Linked DNA regions of Homo sapiens: region 2 is linked to region 1. A link is an interaction called in ENCODE POLR2A ChIA-PET data of the cell type or tissue named here. Cell type or tissue: IMR-90. All regions are shown on one strand. Links, peaks and the distances in the headings refer to the core of each region. The heading gives the core; the rest is flanking DNA.

What was found. ChIA-PET counts read pairs that join two places held together with the same protein. Peaks named below come from ENCODE experiments on the same cell type or tissue, not always from the same donor. Only the 100,000 strongest peaks of a DNase experiment are listed, where the experiment ranks them.
Region 2: POLR2A ChIA-PET joins it to region 1 with 5 read pairs; 2 of 35 experiments call an interaction of 5 or more read pairs at or near these places.

Annotation. Positions count from the first base shown.
Region 1 is chr2:72,720,746-72,726,134 of GRCh38, reverse strand. All of the region lies in intron 5 of EXOC6B (exocyst complex component 6B), which reads left to right. It also overlaps the pseudogene RNU2-39P. Among named protein-coding and RNA genes, the nearest start is that of EXOC6B, 100 kb to the left of the region's middle. In IMR-90, for the core only: no CTCF peak of the experiment used is centred there; a DNase peak (open chromatin) is centred at 3,264; H3K27ac peaks cover 138 bases.
Region 2 is chr2:72,246,233-72,251,621 of GRCh38, reverse strand. All of the region lies in intron 20 of EXOC6B (exocyst complex component 6B), which reads left to right. Among named protein-coding and RNA genes, the nearest start is that of CYP26B1, 100 kb to the right of the region's middle. In IMR-90, for the core only: no CTCF peak of the experiment used is centred there; no DNase peak of the experiment used is centred there.

The DNA.
Region 1 (5,389 bases), core at 190-5,189:
CTTTTGTGTCTGACTTTTTCCACTTAGCATAATGGAAGGTTTTCAAAATTCATTCATGTTGTAGCATGTATCACTGTTTCATTCCTTTTTATGGCTGAATACTCTCTCATTGTATATATACTGCTTTAGTTACCTTTTCATCAGTTGATGGACATTTAGGTTATTATCACTTTTTAACTATTACGAATAATGCTGCTACAAATGTTCATTTACAAGCTTTTGTGTGAGCATATGCTTTCAGTTTTCTTGCAAATATACTTAGGAGTAGAATTTCTGGGTCGCATGGTAAACATTTGGTGCACTTTGTCTCTCTGTATGTTTTACCATTTTGAGGAACTGTTAGATTCTTTTCCAAAGCACCTGCACCTTTTTATCTTCCCAACAGCAGCATAGATGTTTCCAATTTCTGCATAGCCTAGCCAATACTTATTATTGTCTACCCAGGCCAGGTGTGGTGGCTTACGCCTGTAATCCCAGCACTTTGGGAGGCCGAGGTGGGCAGATTGCTTGAGCCCAGGAGTTTGAGACCAGCCTGGCTAACATGGTGAAACCCCATCCCTACTAAAGATACAAAAATGAGGCGGGTGTGGTGGTCTGTGTCTGTAACCCCAGCTCCTCAGAGGGGCTGAGGCATCAGGATTGCTTGAACCAGGGAGGCGGAGGTTGCAGTGAGCCGAGATGGCGCACTGCACTCCAGCCTGGGCGACAGAGTGAGAGTCTGTTTAAAAAAAAAAAATCCTTATTATTTGACTTTAATGTAGCCATCCTGGTGGGTGTGAAATAGTATCTCATTGTTTACCTTCATTTAAAAAAAATCCTTGATGGATATAGAATTTGAGGTTTATAGTTTCATTAGTTTATAAGACATGATGATTTCATTGTCTTCTGGCTTCTGAGAGATGTATAAGTAGCCTTACCTTTGTCTCCCTGTAAGTAGTATGTCTTTTCTCTAGCTGCTTTAAAACTTTTGTCTTTATCATTTGTTTTCAGGCAGTTTGATTTTGTGCACTTTGGTGTAAATATGTGCACACATGTGTGTATTTATCCTGCTTGTGGTTTGTTTAGCTTCTTGGATCTGTGGGTTTACAATATTCATAAAATCTGGAAAATGTTGACCTGATTTCTACAAACTCTTTTTTTGTCCTTTTCCCATCACCATTTTGGGACTTTAGTTATATTAATATTTATGTTGGACAGCTTGATTAACCCCACAGGTGACTTGAAGATCTTTTCTCCCCACCCCCTCAGCCCTCTCTGTGCTTTATTTGAGATAGATTTTATGGCTGTGTTCGAGCACATTGATCTCTCTCATTTGCATTGTGTAATGTTTTAGTCCCTTTCAGTGACATTTTCATTGCAGATAATATATTTTTCATGTATAGAAGTTACATTTAGCTTTTTATGTTTTATTTCTTTTATTATTTGTTTTTCTTTACATACATGTACATTGTTCTAATTGCTGTTTTTATGTACTCCTTTGCGAATTCTGCCACTTCTGGTATTTTTTTAGATCTTTCTGCAGATTGATTTTGTTTTTCCTGGTTGTAGGTCAGTTCTTTGCTTCTTTTCATGTCCAGAAATTTTTGATTGATTAATGAACATTATGTTGATGAGTCTCTGGATTTTGGGGTGCTTTTTTTTTCCTTTAGAGAGTGTTGGGCTTTGTTTTAGCGAATGGTGAGTTGATTGCAGATCAGTTTGTTACCTTCAAACCCAATTTTTAAGCTCTGCTTAAAGGCCCACCTTTATTCCAGGGAAGTTCAGCTTTACTAAGTAAGACTTGATCCGTCTATAATCTACTCTGAATAGCTCAGGAGTCCCCAACGACTCTTCATTTTGACTGTTCAGAGTTTGAATGTTTATCTGCCTTGTCTGAGATTGTGGAAGTGTTCATCTTACCTTCCCCTGGCTGGTCTCCCACTCTCTCCCTTCCTTCCTTCTTTTTACCTATCCATGTGGAATTTCACTTTCTCTATGCCTGTCCTAGTACTTAGCAGACTCAAGGGAACCCCTGTGTAAATTTCTGCAGTTCTTTTTCTGCATTGCTCTTTTTTTGGGGAACTCTGCCACACAACTTCAAGCTGAATCAACTTTCCTGAGCTACTATCACTGATTCTTTAAGTCAGCAAGGCTGCTGAGCTCTGTTTTGATTTTTTCTGGCTGTGCCCATGACCTAGAAGTCAACTTTAGGTAGATAATCCTGGTAATTATTAAACTCACCTTGTTTGTTTCTCTTTTTACAGAGATAGCAGTTCTATGTTGCCTGATGTCCAATGTCTGAAAATGGCTGTTTCATATATTTTTGCCAATATTCTACTTGTTTATAAAGTGAGAGATCATGTCTGTTCCTTGTTAGGCTTTCGTAGCTAGAAGTCTTTTTTTTTTTTTTTTTTAAGCTATAAATACTGATTTTTCTACTGCATTTTGTGCTCCCTAGGGAAAGACATCTGAACATCTTTCTATCTCTAGCGCACAGAAGAAATTACGTATTTGTTAATGATGCTCTTTGATTAGGAATGACACTAATATTTTTCTGTGATGAAAGTTTTTATTTCATATTTTATCATACTCTGAATTTTAAAAAATTTCTTATAGATAGTTGCAATTTGCTTTCAAGGATCACTTCCTAGAATTTTAGAAACCATCACTGTGAAAGAATTCCATGGTATGGCAAGAAAGTACCAAAATTTAATTTGCTTGGAATCAATATTCTTCTTCTTGCTTTAGCATTCAACCATGTCTGTTATTCTGATCATGGTTACTCAGTTTGTAGGATTATTTAGAACCTCTTTCCCTGCCTTCCTCCCTTTTATTCTCTGCTTTTATTTTCTTTACTTTAGTTCTGATTGCATCTCTGTTAAGGAGCCTGCATGAGAAGAGGGGAGAGAGTGACCACACATACAAGTGAAACTTAGGAATTTGCCTTTTGATTCAGTTTTAATAATGTTTGGAGATTGTCAAAAGTACATCAAAATCTAATTTTGGATTTCCGTGGTCACTGGACATATTTTTTTTCTTTTGGTGCCTGCTATACAGGTGTTAGTTGGCTATCATTCTTTAACCTGTCACGGATATTGAAATAGACTAGACATTTGAATATTACTGATTTGTTATAGTTAAAATGTGACTATACTGGGAAGGGAAAATGGGGAAATAGGGTGACATTCTTTGTTGCCAGGAATCACTGGGTTTTGTACTAATTAGCCTTGAAAAATGTGGAGCTATTTGACAGACCAGATGTTTTCAGCATGAGCCATGTGTCTCATCAGTGAATGTGCCTTGCGTCTGCAGACAACATTGTTGAATTTTCCTCATTCTATAAACAATGTTCCAAAATATAACTAAACCCCAAAGTGTGTTTATCTTTTTGGCTTAATTTTTGGCTTTCTATCCGTTCTAAAGTTTCTCTCTAGAGGAATTGCATTTTATTGCACATAGCTCTTCATACCTAATTGTAGTATAAACACCATTCTGTTTACACTAAACCATGTGAATTGTATTGTTTTTGAGCCTGTAAAATTTTAATAAGAGCAATGATTTCAGATTTAACTATATTTGTACTTTTATTTCTAAATTTAGGGGGAATAAAACTTTCTTCCCTCCATTTACTTAAACAAAGACTTTGATTTTTGGAACACATGAGGGAAAACATTAAAACAAAACAAAACAAAACAAAAAAACCAAGTAAAACCAGTCTCTAGTCTTTAGCATTTGTGGTACTAAATTCATTAGAGCAAGAAGAGTTTAAGTATCTGCTGTGAAAATCATTCTTAAAGTCCAAAATAGAGCTATAAGTCTTTTTTCTTTTTAAGGATGGAACTGAATTTTTCCTATACCAAATATATCATGGGAAACATGGAAATTAGGAAATTAAAAGTATGAAGGAGAAAATTATCTTGTAATATTGCCATCCAAAGGAAATTAGCTCGTAATATTGCCATCCAAAGGAAAAATATGCCTAACATTTTTGTATTTATTTTTCTCATTTTGCTCTCTACTTTTGTGTGTGTGTGTGTTTCCAGTGATATATATCTCATATATGCATACATGTTCATAATTTATATGTGTAAGTATTTATAATTTTGAAGAATATTATGATTATACTTGTAAGATCTTTTTTTTTTTTTTTTCAATTAGAGCACCATTCCTGGAGGTACTGCAATGCCAGGTTGATGCATGAAGTGGACTAAATAAGTTCCCATTTTATCTCCCTGCTGCAAAAATCCATTTAATAAATATTGTCCTCTGATAAGAGGATGTATCAGATATTAAACTGATAAGATATATCAGATATTAAATTTGATCTTAGCCAAAAGGCCAAGAGGCAATTAGATCTATTTTTTGAAATGATTTTCATTCAACAATATTGTAAACATTTTGCTATTTTATTAGCCTTTTACTACTTCTTATTAGACATCTAGGTTAGTTTTTTTATTTGCTAATATAAATAATTCTATAATTCAAGAGGCTTATACATACTGCTGTGCATCTTTTTTTTGTTTGGAAATGCAATTGCTTAAAATAGTTGTTTTGCTAAAATTCTTCATTGAAAACTTGTGTCATTAATAAAAACCTGTTTGTCAGCTGGCTGTGAATTCCATTATTGAAACCCCTGATGTATTACAAATTATTTTTTAAGAAATATTTGGCAATTTGATTTGCATTTTTTCACATATCAGTTAAACATTTTTTTTTTTTTTTCATATGTTGGCCCTTTTTGGTTCTTTTGTGAATTTTCTTTGTTCATTTTTTTTTTTTTTTTTTTTTTTTACAAAAACAACTCAAGTTTATTAACCTTTTTTCTTTGAGATGGCGTCTTACTCTATCACCCAGGCTGGAGTGCAGTGGTGTGATCTCAGCTCACTGCACCCTCCGTCTCCTAGGGTCAAGCAATTCTCCTGCTTCAGCCTCTTGAGTAGCTGGGATTATAGGCTCCCACCAACATGCCCGACTAATTTTTGTATTTTTAGTAGAGAAGAGGTTTCACCATGTTGCCTAGGCTTGTCTTGAACTCCTGACCGCAAGTGATCTGCCTGCCTCAGACTCCCAAAGTGCTGGAATTACAGGCATGAGCCACCACGCCTGGCCTATTAATCTTTTAGGTACACATTACAAATAAACGTTACCAGTTTTTCTCTTTATTCTTATGTTTTCTTTGCATAACTTATTTCGTTTCTACCTATTCAGCTTTATTAATCTTAATTTTATTTGTCCTTCTATGCTTATAGAAGCTTTCCTATTAGACAAATATCATCCCTTTTTTTTTTATGGAATGTCCCTCTGTGTTACTAGCAATATTTGTTGGCTTAAAGTCTTTTGTATCTCATATTAATACAGCCATTTCAGCTCTTTTGTGTTTCCTTTATTTTTTATTTTTATTTTTTGACGG
Region 2 (5,389 bases), core at 281-5,280, 470 kb after region 1:
TTGAAATTATGTCTTGAAACTTTATCCATCTTATTTGTCCTACTTAAAAAATAAAAATTAAAATGCTGTCTTCAAACTCTCACATGTATCCCACTAACTAACCTCTTAGTGGTTCTACCCATCTTGCAAATGAATACCTTTAGTTTCACGTGAATAACAGTGGAATGGATGTGGTTCATATCTATTCCTACCCCTGGAGACCTAACCCAGTTGACATGCATATGACAGCATGTGTGTCATTGTCATATCCACTCCTTCCAGATAAGGCATTTAAGTTAAATATTCTTTTAGATCATTATAATGTGGTGGAAAACAAATTGTGTTACCTAAACATAAATTCCTGTATACACTTTGCACACACAGTGCCTAGAAAACCTAAGAGATTAGTTTATAATGAAAAGCTTGGAATCCAAGTAGGAAAAGTTCCTCAAAGAACAAGATCAGGAACAAACATGCTAAGAAATAAAGTAGACAGCAAAAGGAAAAAAAGGCAACTATGGAGACATTGCCAATATTAAATACAAAGTAAGCAAGTAAAGGCCAAGGGGGGCAGATTACGTGAGCTCCCGAGTTCAAGACCAGCCTGGGCAACATAGTGAGACCCCGTCTCCATAAAAAATACACAAAATTAGCCAACTACTCAACTAACCCAGCTACTCCAGAGGCTGAGGTAAGAGGGTCAGGAGGCAGAGGCTGCAGTGAGCTTTCATCACACCACTCCACTCCAGCCTGGGCAACAGCAAAACCTCATCTCAAAAATAAAAATAAACAAACAAACAAAAACCCAAGTAAGCAAGTGAAATAATGAAGACCTGTGCTTCTTTTATCTTCAGGAAACAAATTGAAATTGAGGTTTTTTTTTTACAAGTGATGAGTAAGAGGAACTGTAAATTTTCCAAAAAATCATAATAGATTTCAAATCAAGTAAATTTATTGCTTACAGAGATCTGACTTTTCTTGCCAAATATGCTCATATCTGGCTAGGTGCAGTGACATACACCTGTAATCACAGCAATTTAGGGGGCTGAGGTGGGAAGATCGCTTGAGCTCAGGAGTTCAAGACCAGCCTGGGCAACATGGCAAAACCCTGTCTCTACAAAAAAAAACAAAAATTAGCCAGGCCTGGTGGCATACACCTGTAGTCCCAGCTACTCAGGAGGATGACCTAAGAGGATTGCTTGAGCTCATGAGGCAGAAGTTGCAATGAGCCAAGATCATGCCAATGCACTCCAGCCTGAGTGACAGAGCAAGACCCTGTCTCAAAAAATTAAATTAAATTATAATTTAAAAAATATGTTCCTGTCTAGACAGTACTGTCAGGATCAGAAAGGTACTGATTAATTTGGTCTGATGTAATAGAGGCTCCAACCAAGCAATACATTATGACTTTGATCGGTACCGTGCTTATACAAGAATTTGGAGACTGTTTTCATCCCCCAAATTATAAAAATGATTGAAACTTGATCATAGATTCCTCTACTATGTCATTTAAGCTTTGTGTTACATTCTGCATGAAAGATTTTCTTGAAATAACTCAAAGGTAAAGCATTCATTTATTCAGTCGCTAGGAAGTGTATTACCATGTGCCAGACAATAAGGTTTCTACAGTAAATGAGATAAGCCAAGTCACTACATTCAGGAAGCTTACATTCTAATGAGTAAATCAGGATTGAGTTACCCCTTATGTTTAACCTAAACAACTTGATAAAGCTATTATATTAAGTTGAACTACCAATATGTATGAAGCTACCAATATTCAATAAAAACAGCAATTTCATGCAGTTCAACCAGCTATTAATTAGGTAAATGTCTACCAACCATTCCAAAGAAGAAGATAATTTTTTTCCTGTACCATTGACATAGCTTTCTTGTCATAAAACAGGAATGATCATAAGAAGCAAATAAATTATTGGGTAGTGATAGTGAAAATAAACAACCCATATGACTTTTGTAGATACTGATGTTAGAAGTACCCACTTGGAAGACATTTTACAATTTTTTTTACAAAGTTAAAAATCCTGTATACTTTTTTGTCTACCATCTCACATATAAGAATTCATGCAAAAAAATTTCTTTCCTAGAATTCAGTGCCAAGAAACTGTTTACCTCCTTTTTTTTTTTCTTTTCTTTTTAAAAAAGAGACAAGGTCTCATCCTGGCTAACACGGTGAAACCCCGTCTCTACTAAAAATACAAGAAAATTAGCCGGGTGTAGTGGCGGGCGCCTATAGTCCCAGCTACTCGGGAGGATGAGGCAGGAGAATGACGTGAACCCGGGAGGCTTGCAGTTAGCCGAGATTGCACCACTGCACTCCAGCCTGGGCGACTGAGTGAGACTCCGTCTCAAAAAATAAAAGGGACAAGGTCTCATTCTGTTGCCCAGGCTGGAGTATAAGTGGTATGATCCTAGCTCACTACAGCCTCCAACTCCTGGGCTTAAGTAATCCTCCCACCTCAGCTTCCTGAGTAGCTGGGACTGCAGGCATATTACACCATGCCTGGCTAATTTTAAAATTTGTTTTGGAGGCACACGCTCTCACTATGTTGCCCAGGCTGGTCTCAAACTCCTCTGCTCAATCACTCCTCCCACCTTGGCCTCCCAAAAGCCTGAGATTATAGACTTGAGCTACCACACCCAGCCTTGTTTGCCTCTTCAGATGAATTCTGTTGAAACTAGAAATTTGATGTATTTTCTCTTTTTATTTGACAACCAGGAAGCCAGTAACACTACATTTAATGTTCTTTGACAGTGATCAATTCACCCAGATTTCTGGTTCATCTGTTTTTCTTTCCTATTTTTCTAATCTATTCTTTTTCTGTTTTGTCTTATATTGTATATATTTTAATGTTGCAGGCCACTGTGTGTCTTTTTTTGGTAGTAGGCAGTATGAATAATAATTTAGCTAGATGTTAATGTAAAACTCTTTTTCATTTATTCTACAAATACTTACCGAGCATTTACTCTGCTAGACACAAGAGATTAAGCAATGAACAAGACAGGCAGGATCCATACAAGGTGTAATTATAGGTGAAGATGAACTTTTGATGTTCCCAAATAAATGGTCAGAGTTTGATGTCTTGGTGGAAAACTTTGTGGATATTCAGGAAGCTGAATCAATTTCAGATACCACTCTTTAAGTGAACCTATGCTGTTTATGGCTCATGGTAAAATAGTGAAAATTGGGATAAATTTAAGCTAAAGTGTCTCTCCCTGTGAAGAGTTTACAGTTTTACGAATCCAGATAAAACCATTATATTTGAAGTGTCTCTACTAAGTGCTATTTATGATAAAATGATTATTTATCACACCTAGATCCCTTCTTCAAAGAGCTTCAATTTAGTTGATAAATATGAACACAAAATGAAGATTAAAGGAATAAGGATAGTGTAGGTACTTATACCTGTCATGGGACATGGAATTTTAATAATGAAAAAATGATAACACTTTTTAAAGTTATTATTCATGTCATCATCATTTTTGTATTGTCTAAGTAGTTCAGATTCTGGCAGAGGAAGTCAGGTAATGTGGAAATTGTTTCTAAGAGGTTAGAGAACAAACCAATATCCCAGAGCATAACCTTGACAGAATCACTCTCTGAGATTTGGTTGTATATTATTATAGAATCTTTGGTGAAAGCCTCCTCAGGGACAGCTAGTCTATCTCCCATTTTCCAGGCATCTTTTACCTACACCATAAAAAATAGATGACTCTCCAAGATTCTTAAGAAAGAGATCCAAGTTCAAATTCAGAACATCTTAATATGCCTTCCAAACTTCCCCATAAGATGAATCAAAACAAAGCATTAAAGGACCAAAAGTATTCACTTTGAAAAATCTACCCACTGCCCTCACAGAAAGAATGTCATCTGTGGACCAATCATCATATTCTAAAAAATTTGCAAATTTCCCATTTTTGCTTTCCAAGGCAGCTGTAGAAAAGGAGCTGGGAGTTTACGTGAGTAGTTGCAGTTACAAACTTCAGCCAGCCGAAAAGTTTCTTAATTTCATAGCAAATCTAAAAGGGAGGACTTTTGACATCTGGGCGGACCTGGAAAGGCCAGGGACACACCATCAGTTCATCACAGTATATTATCCTTGAGAAACTTTGGAAGAGCTACAGGGAGATTAGAAACTTTTTTAAAAGCACTAAGCAAACAACTACATCTGTGTGATAATGACAGCAACCCCAGTGTCCTTTTTCTCTTGGGCAGTAGCCTCTGCTGAATTCATTCCCCTACTACTTTAGGTATCCTAGTGCTGTACCTTCAACAATTTTCAGATCCTCACAGTAGGAGTTATAATTCTGTATCTTGGATACATGGTGGTATCAGCAGTACAACTCCCAGGGTCTGCCCATGTCTTGCCTTTCCACTTCTTCATTTCTGCGATGGGAATAAAATAGATCAAATAATCCACAGAACAGCATCTCTGTTCACTAAATAAATTAAAAACATTTATCAGAAAGATTATTTTCATATTCTTAATGATAAAAGATATTTGCCTTATAGCACAAAGTCCTATCTTCTGCATTTCTAGGTAGCAGATTTTGTTACCCTCTTCTAGAAAAGTGTGTTTGGTACAATGTGGACCATTTTCCTCTATAGGCAAAGAACTGTAAAGTTGCTAAATATGGATCACACCATGGGAAACTATATTGTGGAAACTCAGAAACCTCAAAAAACAAGTTCTTAGAAGGCCATCTCTTTCACCTCCCTGCCTTTATAGATTTAAAATGGAAAATGATCTCAGAGAAATATTCTCCAGCCTCTTACCCAGTATTCCAGATCAGTTTAGCTCTGTCTCCATAGATAGGATAACAACTGCTTCCTAAATTAACATATTCCAGGCTGGGTGCAGTTGCTCATGCCTGTAAACCCAGTGCTTTGGGAGGCTGAGGCAGGAGGATTACTTGAGTCCAGGAGTTCAAGACCAGCCTGAGAAACACAGTGAGACCCTGCATGGTGGTGGGCGCCTGTAGTCCTAGTTACTCGGGAGGATGAGGCAGGAGAATGGCATGAACCTCGGAGGCGGAGCTTGCAGTGAGCTGAGATTGCGCCACTGCACTCCAGGCTGGGCAACAGCGCAAGACCCAGTCTCAAAAAAAAAAAAAAAAAATCAATTAGTTAACCTATTCCAGAGAGTATTGGCATTCCGGACTTACATCAGTAAGTCAGTCATCTAATTCTGAGCACCTACTGTGTACCAGGTACTACACATATAACAATGAAAACTATAGGTCCTCCCCTCATGGAGTTACCATTCTAGGGAATAAAACAGGCAGTCTAATATGACAGTAAGTTGGATTCTATGAAAGGGGAAATATAAAGTGTTAGGGAAGCATAATTTATAGGGACCTAGCTTTATCTGTAAGAGTTGGGGACACCTTTTGT